Linked DNA regions of Homo sapiens: regions 1, 2, 3, 4, 5 and 7 are each linked to region 6. Evidence: chromatin loops called from intact Hi-C (ENCODE). Cell type or tissue: IMR-90. All regions are shown on one strand.

Evidence for each region. Hi-C counts contacts between places; a loop is a spot of excess contacts. Peaks named below come from ENCODE experiments on the same cell type or tissue, not always from the same donor. Only the 100,000 strongest peaks of a DNase experiment are listed, where the experiment ranks them.
Region 1: it touches region 6 in a loop (12-fold over the local background); 58 of 110 quality-filtered maps call a loop at or near these places.
Region 2: a loop joins it to region 6, with 27 times the contacts of the local background. A loop is called at or near these places in 27 of 110 quality-filtered maps.
Region 3: a loop joins it to region 6, with 4 times the contacts of the local background. A loop is called at or near these places in 2 of 110 quality-filtered maps.
Region 4: it touches region 6 in a loop (5-fold over the local background); 28 of 110 quality-filtered maps call a loop at or near these places.
Region 5: it touches region 6 in a loop (4-fold over the local background); 5 of 110 quality-filtered maps call a loop at or near these places.
Region 7: it touches region 6 in a loop (7-fold over the local background); 3 of 110 quality-filtered maps call a loop at or near these places.

Annotation. Positions count from the first base shown.
Region 1 is chr7:137,166,910-137,170,909 of GRCh38, forward strand. No RefSeq gene overlaps it. Among named protein-coding and RNA genes, the nearest start is that of PTN, 170 kb to the right of the region's middle. In IMR-90, a CTCF peak has its summit at 2,457; a DNase peak (open chromatin) is centred at 2,482.
Region 2 is chr7:136,404,855-136,408,854 of GRCh38, forward strand. It overlaps LOC105375523 (a long non-coding RNA gene), which reads left to right. Exons shown (of 6, transcript NR_187964.1): 5 at 416-462. Among named protein-coding and RNA genes, the nearest start is that of MTPN, 430 kb to the left of the region's middle. In IMR-90, a CTCF peak has its summit at 1,538 (motif pointing right); no DNase peak of the experiment used is centred here.
Region 3 is chr7:136,954,128-136,958,127 of GRCh38, forward strand. The region is part of intron 2 of CHRM2 (cholinergic receptor muscarinic 2); the gene reads left to right. All of the region lies in intron 2 of LOC349160 (a long non-coding RNA gene), which reads right to left. Among named protein-coding and RNA genes, the nearest start is that of MIR490, 53 kb to the left of the region's middle. In IMR-90, no CTCF peak of the experiment used is centred here; a DNase peak (open chromatin) is centred at 2,234; H3K27ac peaks cover 3,079 bases.
Region 4 is chr7:137,590,793-137,594,792 of GRCh38, forward strand. All of the region lies in intron 12 of DGKI (diacylglycerol kinase iota), which reads right to left. Among named protein-coding and RNA genes, the nearest start is that of PTN, 250 kb to the left of the region's middle. RefSeq lists enhancers at 1-144, 145-645, 279-1,478. In IMR-90, a CTCF peak has its summit at 1,669 (motif pointing left); DNase peaks (open chromatin) are centred at 949 and 1,639; H3K27ac peaks cover 1,542 bases.
Region 5 is chr7:136,872,481-136,876,480 of GRCh38, forward strand. All of the region lies in intron 2 of CHRM2 (cholinergic receptor muscarinic 2), which reads left to right. Among named protein-coding and RNA genes, the nearest start is that of CHRM2, 5.8 kb to the left of the region's middle. In IMR-90, a CTCF peak has its summit at 2,152 (motif pointing left); a DNase peak (open chromatin) is centred at 2,051; H3K4me3 peaks cover 436 bases; H3K27ac peaks cover 2,085 bases.
Region 6 is chr7:137,452,759-137,456,758 of GRCh38, forward strand. The region is part of intron 27 of DGKI (diacylglycerol kinase iota); the gene reads right to left. Among named protein-coding and RNA genes, the nearest start is that of PTN, 110 kb to the left of the region's middle. In IMR-90, a CTCF peak has its summit at 1,639 (motif pointing left); DNase peaks (open chromatin) are centred at 1,643 and 2,233; H3K4me3 peaks cover 217 bases; H3K27ac peaks cover 1,966 bases.
Region 7 is chr7:137,080,145-137,084,144 of GRCh38, forward strand. The region is part of intron 1 of LOC349160 (a long non-coding RNA gene); the gene reads right to left. Among named protein-coding and RNA genes, the nearest start is that of MIR490, 180 kb to the left of the region's middle. RefSeq lists a silencer at 830-1,022. In IMR-90, no CTCF peak of the experiment used is centred here; DNase peaks (open chromatin) are centred at 1,447 and 1,757; H3K27ac peaks cover 3,139 bases.

The DNA.
Region 1 (4,000 bases), 290 kb before region 6:
AGCACTTTGGGAGGCCGAGGCGGGCGGATCACGAGGTCAAGAGATCGAGACCATCCCGGCTAAAACGGTGAAACCCCGTCTCTACTAAAAATACAAAAAAATTAGCCGGGCGTAGTGGCGGGCGCCTGTAGTCCCAGCTACTTGGGAGGCTGAGGCAGGAGAATGGCGTGAACCCGGGAGGCGGAGCTTGCAGTGAGCCGAGATCCCGCCACTGCACTCCAGCCTGGGCGACAGAGCGAGACTCCGTCTCAAAAAAAAAAAAAAAAAAATCTAACTTCTGCTAGCATATATCCTCTTTGTCATCATTATTATAAACAATTTACAGATGCAGAAACTGAGGCTGAAAAACATTAAACACCTTACCCAAGGTCAGATTGCCAAGGTTAATGGCTATTCTGGGACTTAAACTCAGATCTCTTTTATTTCATAATTTATGAACATAAACACTATGCTGTCCTGAAAATAACTACATTTTCTTTAAAAGCATCTTTTTATAAGTGGCTTCTACAGCACTATAAATCTCAAAATTCTTTCTCCATATACCATTTAATTTGTCAGTTTCTTTCTCAAAATGTGGCCCTGAAATTAACAAAATGTTGTCAGTTAAAGACGGAGTTCAGGGGGATTATCACCAAATTTGGTTTGGACCCCAGAAGTCTATCTTAGTAAACTAAAATTGTGTGGGTGTTACCAAACTTGTATTTTGTGATAAACAAAAGTTTCAGATCATTTTTATATAAATTTCTTCAAAGAAAGATCTTCCCAATCTAGTTATAAAATTTATTGTTTTAACTAAAATGCAAGATCATTTATCTTTGTTAAATGTCATCATTTTGTATTAAGCCTGCACAATCATTTTAAAATTTGATTGTGACATCTATCATATTAGCTAGTCTCTGAATTTTATGTCATCTGCAAATTTGATAACCATGTTTTCTAAGCATTAAGTCATGTCATTGCTATAATATTAAAAGGACAAGATAAATCAGAGAGGTTACAAATATTCTATTAGAAATGGCCCTGAGTACAAAAAGAACTAAACTTGTCTGGAAAAATTGCTCAAATTTGTAGGACGGTGATCCAGACAATACTTCGCCATATTATTAACCAAGAAACAAGAGTAACCTTTAGTTAAATGCTGTGTAGAAATTATCATACCCTACATGTCAACCTTTTCAAAACAGAATAATTTGTTCTTACATATTCTTAATTAATAAACCCATATTGGCTCCTGCTCACATCATCTTTTCTACAGGCTCAGAAAACATAGGGTTAGTAATACACTCTGAAGTTTTCAGGGAGCAAATATCGTGTGTTTGGGGATCTTGTTTCTGGGAAAGGAAAACACAGGTCTTTCAGTGGAAGATACAGTGAAAACACGCTAATATTCTCTGTGGTTCCACTTTTTTTGTTTGTTTGTTTTTGTTGTTGTTGTTGTTGTTGTTTTGAGACGGAGTCTCGCTCTGTCGCCCAGGCTGGAGTGCAGAGGCACGATCTTGGCTCACTGCAAGCTCCACCTCCCAGGTTCACACCATTCTCCTGCCTCAGCCTCCCGAGTTGCTGGGACTACAGGTGCCTGCCACCACGCCCGGCTAATTTTTTTGTATTTTTAGTAGAGACAGAGTTTCACTGTGTTAGCCAGGATGGTCTCAATCTCCTGACCTCGTGATTCGCCCGCCTCGGCCTCCCAAAGTGCTGGGATTACAGGCATGAGCCACCGCACCTGGCAGGTACCATGTTTTTTAGTATTACATGATGGTCTTTCATTTTCATCAACAGACAAACCCTGACCATTTTATCAACTTCACAATAATATGTGCCTATCTTTTATATGTTTGAATATTTTGAAACTTTCTCATTGTCTTACACATGTACAATGTAAGGGTGTTATGAAACCAGAAGACAGACTATATAGAACTGGCATAGAAACAGTCTAAATTCCTTAATATTGCCAAAGCAATATGCCATTCAAAATACATCTTGTCATTTCAAACCTTCCTAATAATTTACTATACTGGCCTATTCTTCAAAAAGATAAACTCATCATCCTATAGTACTTTATTTTAAAATCTATCTCCTCTTACAATAAGGATTTTTTAAAAGTTTTCCAATCAAAATCGTAGATTTAACCCAATATTATATTTGAACTCTTATTCAGTGAGCCTTGGTTTCAGCAGGTGGATGTGTGTAAGTCCTCATTTTACATTTTATGATTTTTATTGATTTTGACCTTGCATGATTTAGCTATTTCAGTCTGTCTTTTGTTTCTTTTGAAATAGGAATTGGCCTTCTCTGAACCTTCTCTGGATCTCCAAGGTTTTGCACGTTTCTTAGGTATGTTAATTAGGCATTCTTGAAGTGTTGTCCCAGTGGGGATGCACTGATGACTTAGGTCATTTGAGTCTTCTCCATGCAATGGGAACGTGAATCTTACTGCAGTTCCGTCACGTTCCACATGATGGTGGCCTTGTCTCCGCAAACCGGACTTCAGGTCCCTGTGTGCTAAGTTTATTGGCCTCAATTTCAAGCTCTGGTAATAAAGCAGCTGTCAACTTGCCAGAGCCCCTGTGAAACAGCTGGGATTCTCAACTTGGGCTACATCCAACACCTGTGGCTACGATACAGGGATTGTGAGAGAGAGGACGCTTGACGAAGAGCAATGGGACTGTCTGAACATTCTCAAATTCTAATTTACTCAAGCATGTTTGGTTTTGAGTTTTACTTTTCTGTAGAATATTTTCCTAAAACAATTCAAATGTTGAGGATAGAGGATTGAGGTGCATAGTGAAAATTTAAATAATGCTGTGTTCTATACTGTGCTTATTAGGCTTTACTTCTAATCATTTACCTGTCTCTAGAGCCGTGCTTTCCGATACAGCAAACAAGCCACATGTTGCTCCTGAATACTTAAGATCTAGTCTGAATTGAGATCAGCAGTAAGTGTAAAATACACATGAAATTTCAAAGATTAAATATGAAAAAGATTATGTAAAAATTATACTTTAATATGAAAACATAATACTCTGGATATATTGGGTTAAATATATTACTAAAATTTATTTCACCTGTTACTTGTTACTTTTTTTTAAAGTGGCTACTAGAAATTTTTAAATTATAGGTTACTCGCTTTGGTGGCTCACATTATATTTCTGTTGAACTGAGCTGGTCTAGAAGCCTTGATGATGTTTACTAAACACTGAGAGTTCTTGTACTCCTTTGCAGTATTTTTCTCATGAAATCTCTCAATTCCTCAGTGTAGTTATCAGATGTACCCCAGAATCTGAATTTTCAGGAAGTGTTGGAGGCCTTGAATGGATACATTTTAGAAGGCTCCCAAAGAAAGCTTCATGATTATAACTGATCATCAGAATTATGTGGAGAAAGCATTATAATTTATTTATGATTCCCTCTACAGAAATGTTGATTCAATAAATGTGGGTTGTTGATATTTTGCTCTGTGTTTTTCTTTCTCTTTTCCTTCCTCTCCTATAGCTTTACCAATAAAGTAGGAGTGATACCCATGTAGGGAAATACTCTGTTGCCTGAAGAAACTGATGTGAAAGGAACATGATTATCAGGGGACTACCAAGAGATATGGGTTGAACAAGAGTCGAATGAAGGTTGGCACCTTCAGCTGTATTCCAGAGTTGTTCTGGTGTTTCAGAGTAGGGCATGTTCAATTATTTAATCAGAACATGAACGTAAATGAAAAATGAATCAATTCACCCTATGGTGTGAGAGGCTGATATATAACTATGAAAATTACATGGAATTTCTTCTTAATATTTTATTATCCCATAATTTAAAAATACATATATTGGACACACTTTAGATTGGAGAGCCATCAAGCCTTTCCCTCCATTACTTAAATACATCTTGTCTATATTTTGAAGCTGATGAATCTTCATTTAACATGTTTTCTTAGGAAAGAGGCCCCTGAAGAAGTAAAATGCATGAATTTGAAGTAGCCAACAGACTTGATGGGGTAGATGGGGCACTT
Region 2 (4,000 bases), 1.0 Mb before region 6:
TTATATTTAGAGTGAGGTAGTTAATCTTGTCTGTTTCACACATATTACTCATTGCTTTTGAATTAGTTTGAGATAATGTTTTTATCTCAGTAAGGATAATTTTGGTGATTTACTGTTAACATATAGGACAATGAAAATAAAAAGATAAAAGGCTAGATAATCCCATTACTCTTAAATAGTCAATTATAAATGTTAGGTTCTTTTACCATAGAGATATTAAGCAACTTGTAGAGAAGCTCTTTGGGAAATAATTTCATCTTAAATAAGACTACTATCAAAATAGCTATCTTTTCCATTTGTTAACATCTAACCTACTTTTATCTTTATATTTAATGAGGATTTCTTATAGGTAGGTGGCATTATCTTCTTATTAAGTTATTTAACTATTAACTATTAACTTTTGTTTTTATTTAAGTTCAGGAACTTTGCAGATCTCTTATTAACTCTTCAGTTAATAATGAGGTAAGTCTTAAGTAAATATTCAAATTTTATCTAAGTTTTTTTTCACTTAATAGTGCCATCGTGAGTTCAGAGAAGACATTGAATAAGGATGAGAGGTGATTGATAAAGGGAGAAATGTGGAAGAATAATTTTTTATTCAAATACATAAAATTTTACCTATTTAGAGATTTTTTTAAGTTTATCTTCTGCATTTTTAAAAACTTTTAATTGATTATTTTAATGGACACATTGTATTTGTATATATTTATGGGGTACAACTTGGTATCTTGATATATGTCGTATGATGATCAAATAAGGATAGTTATTGTATTCATCACCTCATGTACTTCTGATGAAGACACCGAAAGCAATTGGGACAAAAGCAAAATTGGCAAATGGGATCTAATTAAACTAAAGAGCTTCTACACAGCAAAAGAAACTATCAACAGAGTAAGCGGACAACCTACAGAATGGGAGAAAATTTTTGCAAACTGCATCCAACAAAGGTCTACTATCCAGCGGGAGGGATCACAGAAAATAACTTGTGGGTACTAGGTGTAATACCTGGGTGATGAAATAATTTGTACTGCAAATCCCCGTGACACGAGTTTACCTATATAACAAACCTGCACATGCACTCCTGAACTTAAAAGTTAAAAAAAAAAAAAGAGAGAGAGAGAAAATGGTTTAGGCATTCAAAAAACTAATAGGTATTTTAAGAATGTAACTAATAATAGAAATTGGTAGGTAGCAAGCACTTACATTTCACAAAGCATATGTGGATGCATTACTCCATTTAAAGAACAAAGCCCGGCGTGGGGAGACACTCATATAATGGAAACACTGGAACTCTGAGATTGATCCGGACCCACAAAGCTCCCTAATGGCCAACCTAGGATACACTCAGACTTGGGACTGTTTAGCTCCACGTCTCGTGGTCTTTATATGTGTCACAGTTAAGAATCAGACCGTGACAGACACAAATCATGTGAAACGGCGTCCCTCTCTCTCTCACCCATTGATCCCCCGCAGTTGTAGATGTGATTCTGCTTCCTAGTAAAAGAAACTTGCAATAAGAGTATGTGTCCACTAGAGGGCCGAACTCAGAATTCGCCGTTCTGCTGTAGAGCCCAAGTAGACAATGCCATCAAATGCTCCAGGCTCTCTTTCATCAGCTTTGTACCACCTGATTCAAACGCTAAAGCCCTGGGCATAGAGTGCAATGAAAAACACTCTTAATTCCAAGTAGAAAAAATAAAAGTTGTATTTTTCCCTGCTTGTCGATGCCTTCCGTGTGAAGTATGTTGTAAACTGTGACACCCCATGGAGCGTGGTGTCTCACTATTAAGCGAAGCCTTTTCCTGTTTCTGATGTTTGCTGGGTTGGCAGGAAGAAAAATATCAGTTCTATTTTTTAACCATACTATTTCTGTTGCCCTAACAGACTCCAGGTAAATTAATTTACTTTGAATGAGTCATTAGTTCCCATTTGCTAGAGTTCATGAAAATGAAAGCATGAAACAACATTTTATAGAAATTCCCTGAGGCACAGAACACCAAACCTGGGAAAGACGTTAGAGTCCAAATTCCTTATTTTATAGACAATAGAACCAAGTTTGAGAGCAGGGTTGCCCTTAATTACCCAGCTCACCTAAATCAGAGGCTGACCCAGAACCCAGGTCTCCTGTTTGCATGGTTCCATCCTACCCAGATTTTTTTTTTTTTAACACTGGTCCATAGAATCCTTTGGTGGCCTGACTCTCATGTTAATAAAGCCTGATCAGAGATTCTTGATTAAGTATATTGTTCACATATATTTTAATTTCCATTAGGAAATACTATTGTACCACATCAGTCAGTCCACTGCTAGAGAAGACTGGGGGGATCTTGCATCCTTATGCCAGTTAGGTCTCCTTGCACACAATTCCTGTGAGCATCCTAGAGATCCATGCCTCCTCATTCCTGGATTTGCAGAGATGGAGAGCTCACAGTTTTGAGGTTACCTAATTCTGTTGATTGAGTAATGTTGATTAAGGATTCCCACCTTACTTTTGTTGGAGGAGAGAGAAAAGTTTGGGAAATGGGATTGGGGGTAGGAAGTAGGGAGAATAATTTAAGATTGCTGTCCTTTCTTGTCTGATGATGAAGAAGTACAGAAGGACTGGGTGATTCATCTGAGATTCTGAAATTAGATGTCAGAATAGGCATTATATAATGCGATAGAAGGCTCGTTAGACTAGTAGTCAAATACGGTAAGTACTGACTCCATGATATAAGGGGCTGCTCAAATCTGAGAGTCACCTAAACACCTTCTTTCTTCAAATCTCTAATTCCTCCCTAAGTATTGTCTAAATAGCCCCTCAATATATTCCTCTCAACTCTGTCCTATCACTTTTGCTTTTTTCATCCAGATATGCCCAGCACCCTCCAGTTTGTCCCCAGTATTGCAGTTTTCTGGACCTTCCCCAGAAGCAAATACAATCTTGCATCTTTTCTGATTAAAATCCTTTACTGGCTCCCCCACTGTCCATACTGATAGCTATTCAATTGCACTTTGGAGATGAACAACTCCATTTTTGGAGCCAGAATATGTCCTTTTCCTTTCCCACTAATTTGCTTCCTCACCTAGGAGACTCCCTGTCTAGCTTGTCCTTTCTTCCTTGCTGAAATTAAATTTCTATATGATAAAAGAGGCTGGAAGCTGAGGAAGGTTTTGCAGGAATTGCCCCAGCCATAGCTACATGCGGCAACAAGATGCATGATATTTTAAGTTATGAGTAGCAGAAGCCTGTACATAATCAGAAAGATTCTAACATATTATACCTCTAAGAAAAAAATAATATGCACACATGAATGTACATATATCTCTGGACAGAGCAGCCACTAGGCTCCTGATGTGACTTGCTCTACATTCCTCTCCCCCTGGGGAACCACACAAGTGTTTTGCAACCTCCTTTCTCACCTCTGCCTACCATGCTGTGTTGCCTCTGAACATTTATATTCCACCTCCTTCTTTTATTTGTGGTAATTTTATACATGACAGCTACTAACTAACTAAGGGAAAATGATAGAGGGTCCTATTTAAAAAACAAATGCAAGCCTGTTAGTAGAAGCATAATCCCTGTAAATAGTATAGCTTTCTCAGCTAAAAATTTAAAGCAGGAGGGTTTTTTTAAAGTATAGGAAACTGGGGCTTCATTTCATCTCAGATTCCTCATGAATACATCTTGGAGATTCATGTAGCTATATTTTTAAACTCATATCCAGAGGCACACCCCCTTCACCAACATATATAAAAGATGATGAGGGGATTTTTCTTATCTTTACGTAAGAGCAGGAGTCTGTACCAAGTTTGCGAGGTCATTCAGTAACAAATTTACTCAGCATGTATTCCTTCCATAGCTCCCAGAGATCAGGTACCTTGCTAGCTCTTATGGTTGGAGATACACAGATGATGGAGTCTTGTCCTCCATCCCCTCACACTGAGAGGAGGCAGGGAATCTGACATGTAAACAAATGTGCACATGACTTGCTATATGCTATAATAGAAATGCTTGCCA
Region 3 (4,000 bases), 500 kb before region 6:
GAAGAGGAAATGATCCAAGGCCATCTAGATTCTTCTCTCCTCATTCTTTATACACATACATATGCATTATATACATATGCATATACCTATACCTATACATTTATATATGTGTGTATTTTTCCCCTCCACAATGCCATTATTTTAAAAAGTTGGTGGTCTGTTGTCTGAGCAAATAAAGTAGGTACACACATGTGTTTAGCTTTGTGTGAAATCTCAAACTTTCACCATTCTCTCCACATGTTATCCTCATCTCATTTTTAGGATCAAAAGAAAGTAAGTTATTTCATGATTCTGTCGATTTCTTCCTCCATATTACCTGTCTTTCTCTAAGATCTTACTAAATTGTAGATTATCTTCTAAACTTAATAACATAGTTTATTTTATTTCTGTTGACAAACCTTGCATGTCTCCTCTTCATATTCAATGGATTCTCTACCTGAACTCCCTTTCTGTTTATTTCTCCCTCATGAACAGTGAGTTCATGGAACTATAAACAATGTAGAAAGATCAAAATACAGAAAAAATATGAAAGACTTTTGAAAAGGTAGGGGCACTGGATGTATTTTATTCTCCACTCTTTAACTGTGATTGGAGCCCAGGAAGCTGAATGATCTTGACTACATCCATGGATTCTTCCATCCTCGTAGCTGCCAGTTGGGTTCAACCAATGGGAAGCATCAGAAGATGATCAAGAGACAAGAGGACAGTTGGATTAAGATATTCATAACCTCACTACCCCTTCTGGGAGATCACTATAGATTGTTGCCTCCCTCTGCTAAAGACCACAGCTCTTGGCAGACATTCCTCAACACAGACCTATATTCCTGGTTCCAGGAATCCCCTCCTCTTCCCACTTTGGGCCTAATGGTATTAATACCCCTACTAGTACTATACCCTAAGTGCTGCACTTTCCTTTCTTGGTTTCTTAAGGACATTCTCGCATAGTTGTGTTGTAGATGGTAGGATAAATGAGCCGTAAAAGAGTTTTAAAAGTTCGTGTTTTCTTTCACATTGGGCAACTCCTTTTGAGTAAAATATTCACCTCTCCTCCTTCTTTCTCATGATTTTGAAATGCATCCTGACTGCTTCCTTTACTAGCCAAAGTATTTTATAATCCATTCATATTAGTGCATTAAATAACTCAATTCTTATGAAGCATGCTGCTGATCTGAATAATAATGTTATGAGTGAAAATGGCACCTTTAGTACTATTACTCTGGGGCTTCAACTTAGCATTTGTTTACTTCCTTGGAATACTCTTGTCCTCGGGTTTTCACATTCTACCTGGCTCCTAATTATTTCCCAATGGTAAAGTGCCAATTCTAATAGTAGAATAAGATGGGATACATTCAACCTTATGCACTGTCACCTATTATTCGTCAAATTCCAGCCATGAGTTGGATGAGCTCTGTATCCATGGCCATGACAGAACATAGTCCAGCTTGGCCATTCATTTCAAAAGGAATGTCCTGGCCTTTGTCTCTCTGTGCTTAAGGAGGCACCCTTTGCCCTTCCAAGCAGTTGGAGTATACTAGGACGTATGGTCATTGGTCTAGGCAGTTGGTTTTGCAGAATTTTGGAATAACTATCTTCACACATTTAAGTCTGGAGCATTCTCTATGCCCTTTAGTACTAATTTTTGAAAAATATTATCATAAAATGAAGTTGATAAAAAGTAATAAAGGTCTGTTCTCTTGATGCCTGAATTTCAACTTGGCATCTTAAGCATACATTATTTATGCAAAGTGTTATAAATCACCATATGCTCATTAACTACTTGTTGTCTGCACATATAATGAGGGTTTTTTGTTTATTTTTAATATATTTTATTCTACTTGAATAAATGGTAGTAATGTTTCAACTGATATTTACTGAGTAACTTCCCTCATCCTTATACTACTCCCAGAGTTAGAAGTAACTCAGAAGGAAAAATATTAGATTCCAGTTCACTCTGATGTATATTTTTAATAGGGGAAAAGAGAGATACTATAATTGTATCATATTACAACATAGAGAATAAAATTTAAAAATAATTTTGAACAAGACAAACAAGGTGATCTCACAGAAGGATGGAGTTATTTCAGGACTTTGGAATGGCATGGAATATAAAATATGGACTTTATGAGAGAGCAAGAAAGAATTGTTAGTCAGCGGTCTTTTTGTTTTGATTCCTCCTTGGTTTTTATACATTCTTTTTAATGTACTATTTATTTTCTGTTTGAACTGTTTTCTAGATGAGCCTTAATATAAATGTACTGTTTAAGGGGAAATGTCAACTCTTAGTCATCTAGAAAAAATGCTTCACTCTGACCTAAGATTAGTGGGTATAGATAGCAACAGGAAGCCTGGATTGAAAATAGACCTGGTTTTTGAATCCTCCATTACTGAACATCAATATGTAAAACAGATACAAATGGGGCATCAGTTGCAAAAGAAGACAGGAAGCCTCTACCCACATTTCCACACTTCCTCTACCCAGAGGATTTGAAAATTACTGGTATACTTTTTTATTGTTAGAGCATTCAAATGTTATCCTTCATTATTAAATAAATAAATGGTGACTGCTGACATATTAGCCTCAACTCAAATCCCTTTGTCTGTAGCTGTATAGTCAGTTGCCAAGAAGATATTTTAGTGTCAACTAAAGCAACAAATCAATGCAGACAGGGAACAGGGAGGGGGAATGGGATCATATGAAGGTTTTTTTTTTCCTCTCTCTCTTATTATTACACCCATTTACCAGAGGAAGTGTAATGCAATAGGGTGAGGACCTCTCTTCCCGCTGACTCCTTAGCAAACACGCTTGAAGGCTACATGTGACATAATGTGAGGTTAGCCCTGGGACTCACTGTTCAAGAAAGCTGGCGGGACTCCCCCTACTCCAAGGCCCCTCAGAGATGCCTAATGGAGGTGTGTTTTGGCCTGGATTGACAATCCTCTTGGATGACTGACTCTACAGACCAAGTGGCAAAACCCCACTTCACTTTGTGCTGGAAAGGCAGCACAGTAAGTCAGGAACTAACCTGCGGCAGGAGGCCAAGGATTTGGATGGCAATTTCTGTGCTTTGTTCAGTACATCTTTTGGGGGCAGCCCACTCCTATCAACATAACAGGTGTCATAGTGTATATGTGTGTGTGTGTGTGTGTGTGTGCACATGCACACATGTATGTGTGTATTTTCTAGAATAGCTCCATTAATGAAGAAACTAGGAACCAACTAAGGAACTGTTAACTATTGGCAAAATATTCAGTGCATTCTGATTTTCAAGTTGTTGACTTATTGGTTTGAAGCTTGTGCAAATAAACTGGAAATGTTAAACAAGCTGACAAACACATAAACCCACAAAAGATAATGACAGTCTATTTATTTGCTGTGCAATGACATCCATAAGATTATAAAAATACCAGCTTATTCTTTTTGACTATTACTCAGTGACACTCGAGAGACGAGTTGGGATCTCTGACAAACAGAGTATTTATGGGATGACATGTATCTGAAAAAGCCACAAGGTACATACCAGCACTGTGTGTCTCTATATTGTATAAACATATCTATTGTGTATTCACCCCTCAGTTTACAAGTTGCTATTTTTCCTGAACATGTTAAATGTTCTGTAGAGTTCTCTAAACAAATTTTAAATATTATGACATCTCAGTAACTATTGCATAGAAAATCTTCATATCTAGAATAAAACATAAAACTTTTTATTGAAGCCACATCTATAATTAGTCAAAACGTTTTATCAATTCAAAAGTTTTTAAATCAATTCACTAAGAATATCAAACTGAAATTTGACACTTTATAAATTAAGCTAGAAGTTTAAAAACTAAATATTTACCATTTGATCATCTGATTTTGAAAAATAACAATGACTCATAGTGGCTGCTTGATATTATGTAATCTATTCCATTTGGAAACATAGTTTGAAACTGATTACACTGGTGCCATTTTTCAAATTTTTAATTTTCTAATGAGAATTTGGCAAATTATTACCAGCAC
Region 4 (4,000 bases), 140 kb after region 6:
AGCGATTCTCCAGCCTCCGCCACGCGAGCAGCTGGGACCACAGGTGCAAGTCACCACACCAGGCTAATTTTTGCATTTTTTGTAGAGATGGGGGCGGCTTTTGCCGTATTGCCCAGGCTGCCCCCAAACTCCTGAGCTCAAAGTGATCCGCCCGCCAAAGTGCTGGGATTACAGGCATGAGCCACTGCATCCAGCTGATGCTGCGTCTTCTAACAGCCCTCATTCAAATCTTCTAGGCTGTGTTCCTAATTGTTTTCTCAGAGAAGGTTGTCAGGAGTTCTCGTGATACTGAGCTACGATTCCTCACAAAGGCAGAGCCCACAGGGTGCCTGGATTTCTCACCATCTCTTCTCCTTTTACCCTTGGTCTATGCAGAAAAGGACAAGTACACAGTGTGTGAATGTAAAGGTGCTTCGCCTCTCATCAATCAATTTGCTTTATGAACCGGATAAATAGATTCTTTCTCCTTTTTTCTGTAGCCAAATGATCAAATATGTCATTGTCTCCTGAATATAAGCAGAAAATCTTGCATTTCATCATTCCATCACCCTTGGAGTCATCAAAGGCCTCCTGCCTTTCACAGCACAGATTTTGTTTTGTCTTGAAATTCTCCCACAGACAACCAATATTAGGCTAATAGTTCTCTGGCTGAGGTGGGTCTATATCGCCCCTCCACAGCTCCTGAATAGTTTTTTTCAGCCAGCAGCTCTATCAGCATTCCCCAACAGCCAGCATTCCCGGAAGACAGCACAGCGCAGAAGTGTGGGGCACCGAGCTGAGCGGCAGGGAGCTCAGCTCCACCACAAATTGGCTGGGTGAGTTTAGGCAAGTCATTTAATCTCTCTAAGCTCCCCTCACATCTGTACAGCAAGAGTAATAATAATGCCTGACTTTTAGAGTTGTTTCATCAACTCATGTGTAGACATTGCTTAGCTAGTGCCTGACAAACAGGAAATGCTAAACTAACATTAGCTACTATGACTCAGCTAGATTTTGCTACCTCTTTCCAACCTTCCTCAATAAAGGCCCAGTTTCCTAGAAGAAAAATGCCCTCTTCCCATTTCTCCACTTAAAGTTGAGCCCTGAGTTTGCAAATCAGCCCCACCTTCAGCTGCCATCAAATCAGAAAGCGTTTCTTTTGCAGACTGTAAAGAACAGTAAAAGCAGAGGTTCCCTGCAGTAAAAAAGGGGCTATAAAAAACAAAATGGAAACAAATACACACTTACAATAGCAGGAGACATTAAAAATCTTGGGAAACAATCTGTGTCTTTGTCCTTAGAGAAAAACTTTACAAAAGATCTTAAAGCTGTTACTGGAAGCTCTGTCTTTACAGTAATCCGGAACCCGTTTCCACCTGAAGTCCAGACTGCACATTGAAAGGTTCTATGGGCAGGAACTCTGCCACGGCTTTCGTATTTTCCCAAATCATCTCCACCAGCTCACCTAGCACCCTTTCAATTAAATTATTTAATTAACTGCAACTTATTGCACTTGGTATATTTTCCACCAGAACTGAAGAAAGTTATCCTGATTGGGCCTAATGATTTTCCAGCTTGCAAAGTTCTTTCCTTCCTTCCTAGGAAAAGCAGGGCTGACAGATTGAGAACACCAGGTCCTCCGCTTTGTCCCTGAGCAGCCATGCACAGCAGCAGCTGGTCAATGCTGCCACCATCTGTCCGTTTTTAGCATTAGTTGTCACTGAATGTTTACCAAGTGCATTTTGAGCAATATTTTCATTCTGCAGTATACTAACATAAGGGGTGGCTGAAGGGTGGAGATGACAGCAAACTGATATTTTCTTCCAAGAGAACAGATGCACGTTGCGCTGCCTTGTAGTACATGCAGGCCAAAAAGCGAAGGACACTCACGTTTGGAAATCAAAGGAAAACAAGAGTTTTGCTGAGCTCTGAAAGAAAATGACCACACAGTATTGGATGACTGGGGGACCCTTTTGAATATGTGCACAATAATTCTTCCTTTTGATATTTTAATGTATGTTTGCACTTAATAAAGCCAACATGTGTTAAAAGAAATGTGCTTAAAATTAGCCCAAAAGAAATCAAGATAAAAATCAGAATATGACCTTTTCTTGAAACAATATAGAATCCACACTGAAGGTACACTGTGTGCTTACTCAGTGAGAGAGGATGAAATATAACTAGGCTGAGGATGAATGAGGAAAGGGGCTTAGGATGAGGGATTGTCCCTATCAATTAAAGGAAAATAATACTTCCTTCTTTGCATTGGCTGTGGTGAGTCAGGGCATGGGGATGTCTACCATTTGGGATGCTTTTTCATCTAGAAAAGCCAATAGAACAAGAAATAAGCATGAAGTGGATGGCTGGAGTCAATTTAATGTCAGGCCTTTTGGAAATAATTAAAATGGTTAAAGGTGGACTTGCAGATCCAGCCAAGTTCACCAAAGTCAGGAGCCAGATAGATAGGGACCATGGGTCACACACCTTAAGGAACCATAATGAGAGTACGTGAGCCTCAGGAGATCAGTTCATGTGCTCGTCAATATTTCAGCAGGGTGACAGCCATTAGGAGTTGAATAGGTGTCAACGTGGCCAAGGAAGTGAGAAAATACAAATTTATCACATGACCAAAGACAGGCTATTTCTCATTTATAAACATGAAGGTTTGAGATCATTCTTGAGTGAGCTGAATTTATTGCAGCCAAGAGATCTGAAAATGGGATCAGACCATCTGACAGCTGTAACTATGTGACAGCCTCTGAACTGTGCAAGCCAGTAACAAAGAGACTACACCTGCACTGTCCAACGCAGCAGCCATTGGCCACATGTGGTGATCCAGCACTCGAATATAGCTAATCCAAATTGGATGTGCTGTAAGTATAAAATATATGCTAGATTTTGAAGACTGTACAAATAGAACATAAAATATCTTAACAATGTTTATAAATTAACACATATTGAAATGATACTATTTTAGATAAATAAAATATATTATAAACTAATTTCACCTGCTTTTTACCTTTTTAAAAGTACCTTCTAGAAAATTCAAAATTGTACAAATGTGGCTTGCATTAAAGTTCCCTTGAACAATAGCCTATATTATTATAATGCTACAGCTATAAGAACCTTAGAGATCTGAATGCATTTCTTTGTAGATTCAGAAGGTCTCAAAAGAGGTTAAGGAACCTGCCAAAGGTCACAGAAATGAGAGCAGAACCACCTCTTTCACCTCCACTTCCAAGTGCATTATTGGGGAATGTTTCCCTCTGCTTTCTCATATTTTTTTCTTTCTTGAGACAGAGTCTCACTGTGTCACCCAGGCTGGAGTGCAGTAGCACAATCTCAGCTCACTGCCACCTCCACCTTCTGGGTTCAAGTGATTCTCCTGCCTCAACCTCCCAAGTAGCTGGGATTACAGGTGTGCACCACCATGCCCGACTAATTTTTATATTTTTAATAGAGATGGTGTTTCATCAGATTGGCCAAGCTGATCTCAAACTCCTGACCTCAAGTGATGTGCTCACCTCGGCCTCCCAAAGTGCTGGGATTATAGGCGTGAGCCACCACACCTGGCCTTTCATGTATTTTTTAAATAATATACAATTAAAGTAGCTAATATTGAAGCCTAAGAACTTTTTTCCAAAGTAATGCAAACTTTCTATACCTTAAATAATACTTTCTATACCTTAAATAATACTCTTAATTTAAACTAATACGGTTATGGGGTAATATAGCCTCATCCCAGTCAGTGAAAAATATTCAATTTCTGATTTCTCCCTAAGCTTTGTCACTTTACTGGCAGCATTCTGCCAGCTTCTACAGTGACAGATGTGCTCACTAACGAAAGGCTGAATACCTTGTGTCAAATATATACCTGAATTCAGAATTATACTCCACTTGCCTAAAGCCAGCAGTTTTCTTCATGAATTCCTCAGGCTGTTTCCTCTATATAAACTCTGCCTCCGCCCACAATTAAAAGTTTCATTTTCTAAACTAACAAAACAAAAAAAATCAATCACAT
Region 5 (4,000 bases), 580 kb before region 6:
GCCTTCATTGCCCAGAAAGTCCAGATAGTCAAGCATCCAGATGTGTCTTTACTGGACAATTTTCCAATTCCAATTCCAGAGCAGCCATTCCCCAGGGCCAATAGGAATGGGTGGTTTCAGAGATCCAAAGAAAACAGTCCCAGACTGCTGGCAGGTAGGGAAGGCACAAAAAGCATGAATGACACTGTCTTCAATGGAAGTTAGGCTGGCTAATTAGGAGTCCTATGTCTCTCTGACCCACAACAATGAGTAAAGTTAAAACAAGTACAAAAGAGGGAGAAGAGAAGAAATTAGAACAAAAGGGAAATGAAGACGGAATGGGAGAGAGAAAAATGAGGACAAGAATCTGTAGGTATATCAATAATCGTGCTGGATTCAACCTCCATCACTGATGTCAGCCTTTGTTTAGAATATGCATGTGAGCGAACCCTTTCTATTATCTTCACAAGATCACCCAGACACCATTCTCAATCCTGTCTTAAACTTTTCCCACTTTACTCAATAGGACAGAGACTGACAGAAACATTTTGCCACACAGTTCTCTTGAAGAATTGGTTTTCTTTATTTAAACTTATATTTGACTTGCTTGAGATTTTATGACATGGACTCTCCGTGGCATAGTTCCCAAGAGACTCCTATGTATCGAAAGCCACCAATGTCCACCTTGTGACTACTAACAACTGGCTTTTGCTTCCTGTACCCACTCTGTCCACCTTTGGTTCATTGAGCAGGCATCAGGACTTCTCTCATTTAAGATAAATGGCATAAGTATACTGATTGCATATCCCACAGCTCACCTGGCCTATGTGGTGGAGGTGGTATGTGGGGAAAGAGATGCAAGTCACCTTTCCTTAGGCAGGTATTTTTGCTGTGTGTATTCTAAGTCCTTGGCATTATTCTAAGCATCTTCCCATATGATATTTTCTGTTTTGTCAGTTGCTTTAGCCTCACTGCTTAAAATACAGCCAGGCATACCTAAGAAACATATTAAATCTCTTTTGAATGAGTTAATACAGCAATCAATTTTCTCATTTTATCTTTGCAACAATCCTATGTAGTAGATGTTATTTTCTACAGGAAGAAATCAGCATTCAGAGGGGTCTGGTAATGACCCGAGATCATACAGCTAGTAAGTTGCAGCCCCTGGATTCAAACACAAGCTTGTTGGACTCCACTGTCTTAGTTCTTATAGTGTGTCAATCGGTTCGCTATAAATAGTTGTGGCACTTGTTTTCCCTGTGTTTGGGGAAAACAAAACCATGGCATTCAGAAGTTCAATGATGTTCTCCCCATCTGTTAATACAACTTTGCATGTTTTTGTTAGATCCTCCAAACCTTAAGCAAAGAAGAGGCAGTGCTGAGTAGGCTCTTAGTTGGCACGTGCTTGTCTTGTTTAGTCAGTGATTGCCTCTGGCAGAGGTAAACGAGGGCACCAAAATTTTGGCAGATGCCATTTTCACCTCTCAGCAATACTAAGACATTATTAAACAGAAGTTCTTTTGTCTGATGCATAGTAATAAAAGATAATTTTGATATCATTCAGCTGAGTTCATGATAGGAAGCAGATCAAGAGACTTTTTCAAGGTGACACAGCTAACCAAGAACTGCATAAGAACACACACATCCCAATCCCAGTCTAGTTGTCTCTCCATTTTTTCATGCTAAATGAGTTCTCTTTTTCTATAAGATTGTTGGCACTTAAGATTCTGAATTTCAATGGCCCCATTTACTTTTAATTAGTATTTATTATCCACATGTGCTTTGAAAAGTATAATGTTACTTTGTAAACTGCTATTAGCAAAGAATGAGGTAGGTTCCAGTTGGTTTGCCTCTTTCCACTCTTTATATATCTTTGTCTTACTTTATTTATTTCTCTTTTTTTTTCTTCACATGTTCTAGCTCCTTCTTTTATACTATGACCTAAATATACAATCATCTTAACTGGTGCTGTTACCATGGTAATGTTTCATGGTAGATAAGGGTACACACTAAAAACTCAGTTTTCTCATTTTCTTTCATTAGTAATGGAATTCCTTCTGTCTCTCTTTTTTTTCTCTGTCTTCCCCCATGCCCTCCCTCTCTCTCTGCCCCCCCTCTCTCCCCTCTTCCCTCCCAAATCCAAGCTTTCACTGAATGATGCCCTCTGGTGTTCAATAACTGGAAGCACATTGGATTGGATAGGACAAGGACATCCGTTTTAAAGCTTAGGGAGAATTTCAATTTCAAACAAAAATTCAACTGGACCTAAGCAAGAAGGACTTTGAATTAATATGTTTTTAAGCAAAGAGATTAGTAGAATACATTTGTTGTCTGGGCATGTCAAATGTTGTTTACTATGTATACAGTTATGGCAAAGGGGTGGGAAGGATATTTATACCCTTACAGGTTTAACATTGTTATGAAAATGTTCTTATGGAAGAAAAAGAGATGCCACCGAGATATCCCTGGGAGGATAGTCTGATAGAATATTCTGCACATTTAAGTCTTTAAGACTTCTAAATGGAAGTCTTCTATCTTTAGAATGGAAACATTTTTCTTGCTGAATATATATATATATATGTAAAAAATGCATGTGTGTGTATGTGTGTATATATATACACATATATACATATATACACATATATACATATATACACACATATATACATATATATACACACACATACACACACATGAATTTTATATATATATATATATCTCCAGCAAGAAAAAAATATATATACATATATACATATACATACACACATACACACACGCGTGAGAAAGAAAGAGTGGAGGTATTTGTTAGGTGAGAAACGTAGACGTTTTACTCTTACTTACATGATTGTGTGAATAATAATATCAAGCTGCACATTTTTATTAATCCCTAAATACATGGCAAACTAGAAGTGAGGTTGATATGCTATAAACATATCTTCTTTCTTTCTCATTCCAAATTCCACTGCTGCCCTCTGATCAGACCCCAGGTTAAATCTGTTCCCTCAGAGGCTTCCCTGGAATCCATCCCCCTCTTTCCATCCGGGCATCTTTTCAGACCTTTCGCACCTCTCACATGAACTATCACCAGAGCCATATGCTTCTAACCGGTCTCCCACTCTCCAGTCTTTCTCTAGTACAAGCTACTCCTCACATTGCCAGAGTGACCTTTCTAAAATGCAAATCTGAACATGTCGTTCTCCTGTTTAAAATTCTTCAGTGTTTCTCAACAGTCTAGGATAAACCCTGAGATCAAACCCATGTGAGAGCTTCCATAGCTCATAGAGCTGTTTTGCCAGCCATCTTTCTCACAGGCATTTCTTCATCCTCCAACTGCACAAGGAAAGAATCCATGCACATAGCTTAGTGTAATGACTGGTACAGTGTACATGCTAAATAAATACTAGCCAATATATTTATTTCCCCTTTATTCTCCTCCTCCTCTTCCTCCTCTTCGTGGAATTTATTATTATTATAATACTAACAGGCAATGATAAGCTTCACACTTATACTCTAGCCATTCCTCAAACTAATAATAATACTCATGAAAAGGTATGATATAATATGATGAAGTTAATGAATATTTGGCATCCTCTATCTCATTTAATCTCTCACAGCCATGTGCACCACCTGGTGCCCACTAGGTGCTCAGTATATTCCTGTTATTTTTATATACCTAATCAATATAATAATAATGACATTTTTAGCCCTTATTATTCATAGCAACATGTTTTGGAAGGCGAAGCCATGGGTGTTTTTATTTTAAAAAACAAATTATTTACAAAGGAGTTAACTTATAAAAATGCTAGGCAACTTGGATGGTTTTATCTGGTGCTGGTAGTAGAGTAACAGCTAGAACTTGTTAGGGATACAGATGACGTGAGAATAGAGGCCATATTTTATAAATGATGGCAATATACACTTACATTTGTATTTCTGTCTTCTCTTTAAAACGAAACCAAATGCCCTGATGTTTCCAAATAACACAATTAAGTGGAATTTTTAAAACCACTTTCTATTTTCA
Region 6 (4,000 bases):
TCTTTTCCCCTCTCCTGACCACAGCCCTGAGAGTTTCCTGGACTTTCTCATTTACCTTTGTCACAGTTGGGTGGAATCCAGTCTTTCCTGGATAGAACAGCCTCCCATCATGTGCTCACACCTTTTTCCTATGGTGAACATGTAAGAATGTTCATGCCTGGTCAGCATTCCCCAGGTTCCACTTTCCTCCCTGCTTCTTGAGCCATGATGCTTGTCCTCTGTTACACTCCTACGTAGTCCCGAATGAAAACCGATTTCCCAGTTGGGCATTCTCTCCAGGCACATTTCAACGGTCTGCATCACAACTGCAGAAACCTCATCTTTTTCTTCTGTTTTACCGTGAAGTGGTGATGCTACACAAATTCCATCTATTTCCTAAAACTGTTGGTAGACAAGAATCTTCATTCAAATCAAGTGAGCAAAGGTATGATTTACTGTGCTGTGAAAGCATGGCTGCAGATTATCATCTCTGTGCAATAGCTTTCTTCCCTTGAGCATCTCTCAAGGGTGCATTGCCTATCCTGGAGAACTAGTTTGCCAGGCCTATGACATCATTTGGAGGACCCAAGGGAGAAAGAATGAGACCATGGATCTGTGTGACATCTTCACCATTATCACTCTAGCCCCAAAGCATCTCTAATTAGGTAAAATAGGACCAGAAATCCCACAGCACTGCAAATCTCCATCGACTACATAATCCTCTCTTTGTTTGCTTTTGGTCCTTCTAATTGTGAATATTTCTCTTAAAACAGTGAACAAAGCACATACAGTAAAAGAGAGCAGGCGAGAATGAGAGTGAGAGATGAAAGTTACAGCAAACACACAGAGTGGCATTGAAATGAGAGAAAGACAAACACATTCTCTATTCAAGTGGTCACAAACCCATTCAGGGAATGCCAAGCAGCCTCAAAGGTAACATTCATGACCAACAGAGGGAAGGGGTGCAGAAAGAGCAAAATGAAAGGAAGAAGACAGAGATGAGCATTTGTGTGGAGGGAAGGAAATCATTTCCAGCATGTAAATAATAAAGGCTGCTTGGTGAGTTCCTCATTTGATACAAATTTCTACCAATTCCCTTTATTATCATAATTTCCCAGTCTTTAAGACTCACCTACCCAAATATATGCCTTGATGACCCCCATGTGAGCTGGGCTTGAAATATCTTGTTTTTTTTTTTTTTAAATAGATTCCTATATTTAGATATATTTGGCTTTTAGAAAATAGCACTGTTCAGGTTGGGGAGATATTGGTCAAAGGACGTATAATTACAGTTCAGCAGACTAAGTTCAAGAGATCCATTGTACAACATGGTGACTTTGGTTAATGATGATATAATATATTCTTAAAAAATGCACAGAGAGTGCATATTAAGTGTCCTCACCACAAAAATAACTGTGTGATGTAATGCATTCATTGATCAGCCAGGTTTAGCCATTCAACAATGTATACGTACTTCAAAAAATCATGTTGTACACAATAAATATATGCAATTAGTCAATTAAAAAGTCTAAAAACTAATTTTAAAAAAACGCTGTTTTACCTTTAGCATTTACAATTCCATACTTTCTGTATACCCTCCTCAGTTTGCTGAGTCGCCTGAATGTCTTTCGAGTATAAAATTTTACTGCCACCTACTGTTAACTTTTAAGAACTGCAACAAAATGAGGGCAAAGCAGTTTGAAATGTGAGAGATTGAGGAAGAATGGGCGACAGTGGACACAGAAAAGAAATAGATAAAATAAAGAGATGAAGTTGGAGAAAATAATACTTCACAAGCTTATTTATCCTGACGATGTAGCCATCACATTTTAGCATTCTGTAGACAAAATGAAAAAAGAAATAATTAAACCCAGCACAGTTGTGAAGCAATAAAGGATGGGTGGCTTGCCTTTAGAAATCAGTCTCTGCAATATAGTTGCCAGCCCACTTTCTAAAAAAAAGGGTGAAGAAATAGAAAAGGCACATTATTCTAAAATCCAGACAACGGAGACATACCCGGAGAGCCAGGAGGAAGGACCCTTTAGGAAAAGCCAAGCTGCCAGCTTTATCCTAGTGACTCTGGGAACCCCGGCCAACAGCTTCTGTTGAGACATAATCCATCTGGATTTTGTAAATGTGGACTTCTTTTTTTTCTTTTTAAGCATAAGTTGAAACATGAGGGAGCTCTGGATTGTGAAGGCAAGTCACATGAGAGCCACGTTTAGTCTTAGCACGTGGGGCTTATAAGCAAGGCACCTCACTTATCTCGTGATCCCGGATATGCAATATCTCCCTGTGGTAATTGAGTAAGGGCTCAGCCACAGCTACTTATTTTTAGGAAATCCAAATAAGGACTTCTGATCCCAGTTTTAGAAAATGGGAGACAAAACTAGGCGGGGTTGGAAGCTGGTTTGGCACCTCTGAAGATAACTGTAACATACCCCAGCAGCTTTCTGACAACATCTCCTCCCACCCCACCCTTCTCAGGAGAGGGTGGGAACAGAATCTAAACATTGTCTGCTTCCTCCTGACTCTAATGTGTCTAAGGACAAGAGAGTTTCTCAGTTATAGATCAGTTCGAGGAGCTCTGTGAAAAAAAATATAATGAATGCAGATAAATCATAGTAATATTGAAAACAAGAAATTAAAATGGGCTCGACAGACTGTGAGAATAATTCAGTGACTCCAGTGTTAGATATTAAGAACTGCTATGTACTTAACTCTATTCCAAGAGCTGTGGGAGGTACTTAACTTAAAACATTCCATTCCCACCTTTAAGGAGCTTGTAAGGGAGTCATGGAGTAAGACCAGCATCTCACAGAGTATTGGAGAAAACTGTTGGAGGATTGTTGTTCTTATGTGTGATGCCTGGCACAATCATCCAGAAAAGTTAAAAAAAAAAGGGGGGGGGGCGGGGAATGTGGTCTCCATCTCCCTGAATTCCAAATAAGTAGTGCTAGCATGGTGTGGAGATATCTCTTGTTCTGATCTTCTTAGAGTAGGGGGTTCAGAGGGCCCCAGAAGTACCGCAGAGAAGTCCCATGCCCGATATGACTCCCCAGCCACCACCATTTCCAGTGATAATATGACATCCCTCTCACATTCCTCAACTCCACACTGAACATGGTAAGTGATTACTGCTCCACATCCCAGCAACTTGAGATTTGCAAGCGAATTTTTTTGAAAATATTTCAAAATGATCACTCTTTCACACTTTAGATCTGTTTAATCAAATTATTCACCTAAGACAGACACACTGAGAAAACAAGAGTGTTGGTGGAAGTTGGAGAATGCAGCCGGGGACCAACAGTTTATTTTGGAGGTGAATGCCTGGGAAACAATTCTTCCTTGCCACTCTACCTACCACTGTGCTCACCAACAGTGCCTACAACTTCCTATACCGACCATACTTACCTTTTACTTTCTCGCTTGTGAAATACCAACATTTCTCCAAGTCAGGCATTCAGGTGTGTCTTTATTATTTTGATCTGTGAATTCCCTGGATCCAGCATACTTATATTCAAATTTGAAATATATAAATGGAACCCACAGCCTAACAAAAATGGTCAACATTTTACATATTATTTTGTTATCACTATTATTTTGTTATAATTTGATAAGTACTGGGTTTAGTATAGCAATATAAATAGACACGTATTTATTTTGGTTTGACAAAGCACCTTTTCTATCAAGGGATGTTCTATGAATGGAACATCCTTCTATTCATCCCAAAAGCCTGCCTTGTTGGATGCCTACCATTTTAGGTATGGTGCAAAGTGCTATGGAGACAGAGGGAGAAATGCACAGTTTGGTCATCCAAGGAACTCACATGCTTTAAAGAGGGATCCAATCAATACTGCCTCACATTCACAGTATTCCTGAAGTGTGAATAAATATGGCTGCCAGCTTTTACAAATGTAAAAAGAGAGCCACTTAACACTAATATTTCCTCATACTCTAATCATTGGCAAAACTTGGAACTCATGGCAATGAAGGGCGAGAATTTCCTGGGATTATTTCA
Region 7 (4,000 bases), 370 kb before region 6:
TTACAGGCATAAGCCACCACACCTGACCAAGTTTTTCTTTTTTACATTTTTTGTAGAGATGGGGGTCTCACTATGTTGACCAGGCTGGACTCAAACTTCTGGGATTAAGTGATCCCCCCACCTAGACCTCCCAAAGTACTGGGACTATAGGCATGAGCCACATATCCAAATTTGTTAAACTGATAAATTCATCAGAATTTGTGAATTCTGATAAATTCACAAATTCTGATATACATTTATAAATTCTGATTAATTTTATTAGATTTAGCATATAATCGTACCATTAAGTATGTGGTTAAACTTAGCCTATGATCTTACCATTAAGTATGTGGTTAAAAAAACTATTATGGGCTAAAATCATGTTAAATGGAAAAATTTAGATATTTAGAGAGTTTATGTAACTCTAATCCTTACAAAAAGCAAATAATGTTGATGCAGCCGTTAAAAAGCAATGCAATCTTAGGCCAGGCCAATAAAAGTAGTTTGTAATTTCAACACAGGATTCATAGTCCCACTGCAGCCCAAACTAAGTGATCCCTCCCTGGGTAATCACATTTTAGGACAATCACGAACAGGTTGATTCTATCAACAGTAGAGTGACCAGACTAGTGAAGATTCTGAAGGCAATACCACATGTTGAGCAGATGAGGAAAACTCATGGGTTTAACTTAGGATCATAGTAGGACAATCATAACAGCTCTTTCATTGATTTGAAGGGTTGTCATATAGTAGAAAGGAAGTGCTGTCTTTTAATGCTCCAAAAAACAAGAACACAAAAAAAAGAAGTTAGCAAGGATGGCTGTAGGGTTGAACAAGCCTTCTTCCCCACAGTGGTGGTGGCAGTGGGCGTGTGCTAAGTTTCTCACGGCTGGGGTTTCCCAGCAAAGGCTCGCTGACCATCTGTCAGAGATGCAGCAGAAAGACTTCCTGCACCAGGTGGGAGAATCCAGTACATGATCCCCAGGTTTCCTGCCAGCTCTAAAAGCCTATGTTTCTAATTGGACCACATACACATGGCCTCCCTTCACCTTTCTCTCCCATAAATATGAAAAAATTCTTTTAGAACAATGTAAAGGTGGAACTTTGTTTCTATGTTAACACAAAAGGGAAAACGAAAACAGAGCATGATTCTCAAGGTGATCCAATCTATGATGGCATTATTCATGCGGTTGTGCTCCTTCACAGATTTTATTTTCCCCTTTTTCTTTCCTTTTCTTTATTCTTTGCTTGCCTTTTTTTTTATGGAGGAGGAGGAGGAGGAAAAGAAGACTGATCTGGAAATTGCAAGCTTCTATGATTACATGCATAGAAATCATATTTTGGTACACCACAAAATAGTGTCATGACTTTCTTTGTATATAAGTATTTCCATCAAAGTTAGTACGATAGATGGCATGTTTTGATTATTAGTGATTTTATATTTATTTGTATTCATGTGCCTCCATTGCTAAGGACATGTCTAGACCACTTTCAAAGTCTAGAACCTGGAATTCCTCAGTGCAACCTGTTTGGTTAAATGAATTGCAAATCAGCTTTATAAAACATATGTTTTTTTTCTTATTAGTATGTAAAAGTCTACAGATGCCTTAAAACATTTCATTCATGCCTAAATTGGCAGGAATTTTTTTATTCCTTTTGGTTAATACCCTTCTCCCTGGGGTTCATGCAGAACTAATGCCAAACTTACTCAATGTGGTTAGCTTATGTTTGTGCAACAAGCTTATCATCCACGATGAACACATGGCTTTTAGGCACAGAAATTAATCAGTGCTGGAGAGACACAGTGCTGGCATGGATTCCAGGCTGTCTGCTTGCATAAGCCTGCACTTGGGATCTATTACACAAAGCAGGATCCAGGATTACAGAGCACAGAATCCCAATCATAGATCTTTGCCAGCCTCAAACTTTGCAGAAAATGTCTAACTGTTTTTGGGGAAAAGAGTGAGAAATATGGGTGGATAGTTAAAATTGGGTTAGTAATATGCCTTTTATAGAGGGCTCATGTGAGATTCAAATAGAATATTACATGCAAAACACTTTAATAATGTATGCCTTTCTTCATTTAAAAAAAGGACTTGAAGTAGTTTACAGTGACACATAAATATGGCAAGGTACCATAAATTTGAAATAGATAAAGAAGAAAAAAGCACAGAGCCATTTAAGGTAGCCAAGAATGAGGCTAATGTAAGTCTTGCGTCCTTGTTCTTGCTTTTTGGCAAAATCAGATTTGATCATTTTATCAGTCAATATATGAAGATTTCAAATCAGTTCCATAGTGCCAATGTCCATATGATTAAATTGCTCAAGAGATGGACAGGTATTCCCTAGATTATGGTAGTAGGAAGTTTATTTTGTGAGTCTTCCAAAATAGAACACTGTCTATTACAGTGAACAACATATCCTTCTCAACAACTTAGTAACATTTTCAGAGCCCAACTATGCCATATTGTGATACATTCAAAGCCATCCTGGAAGATTCAATAATCCACACAAGGTTCACAGCTCTCTGCTGATTTGTCTTCATCCAGAATGGCAAGTACAAGGAATAATGAACTGGTTGCTGTGAAAGCATTTTATAAATTGCAGAACAGTATGTAAATGCAAGGCATAATAATTTTCATTATCCTCTTGACTTTGAAAGCCAGGTGGTGAACTTGACACTTAAGTAATCCCCAACAGGAAACCTAAAATACTAACAACAAAGAAGACGACTATAAGAAATCTTATCTTCCTTTTGTTTCTGTTTTGCTGGTTAACGCTTTTCCTTTCAAATAGGTATGACAGTTGCACATTAGTATCTAAACTGGGAGATCAATCAGTGATTGTTCAATTTGTGGAAAAGTAATTGTGGATTTTGCCATCCTTTTTTTTTTTTTTTTTTCTGAGACAGAGTTTTTCTCTTATTGCCCAGACTGGAGTGCAATGGCGTGATCTCGGCTCACCACAAACTCCACCTCCCAGGTTCAAGCAATTCTCCTGCCTCAGCCTCCCGAGTAGCTGGGATTACAGGCATGAGCCACCACGCCTGGCTAATTTTTTATTTTTAGTAGAGATAGGGTTAATTCCATGTTGTCAGGCTGGTCTTGAACTCCTGACCTAAGGTGATCCACCTGCCTCGGCCTCCCAAAGTGCTGGGATTACAGGCATGAGCCACCACTCCTGGCCGGATTTTGCCATTACTTTTAATGGCAAAACCACGATTATTTTTGCACCAACCAAATACAAACATCCTCTAAGGTAATGACTCTCTGAACTTACTGGATTTCCTGCCTATCGTAGACAGGCAGATTCTCATAGTAGGGAGAGATGATTTACTCATGCAACAAAAACACAACATGAAAAATCTAAAATATCAAATAATTTAAAATGTTATTTGCATATTTGAATGTGGGTATATGTAATATTTTAGAAAGCACCAGTAATTCAAACCAAAGACAGATACTGCGTAATGACATAAAAACTGACCTCTGCTATCAAAGTCTTTTGTTACAACTTCCTACTGAAAATGGTCTTTGTTACATTGAGTTTAACCCAAAATACATCTATCTGGCTCCAGTATCTTCCCTCTCTAAAGATACTATCTATTTTGCTCTCCCATTTATGAGGGGCAGAACAGAAGAGTTTTGTTTTGACACTTTTAGTTTATTAATAGTTTAGTTTTAAATTTAAAGTAACCGCCTTAAAAAATAAATAAAATAACTTTCTTGATTCCTGAATAGACAGAGAAACAAGAAATGTTTCTTAATTATTGATTAAATATTCTTCAGTCTCTACTATGAACCACAATTTCTTGTCATCACAGAAAACAATAATATTAAAAATAATGAAAACAATTTTGGACAGTTTACTCAGCCAGGCACCATGCTAAGTTCTTTATATGCATTACCTCATACTATCATCATGGCAGCCCTATGAAACTACCTGGGATCATTTCCATTTCACATATAAAAAATTAATTCCCAGAGACACTAAATAACTTTCCCAAGGCTACAAAGCTAGT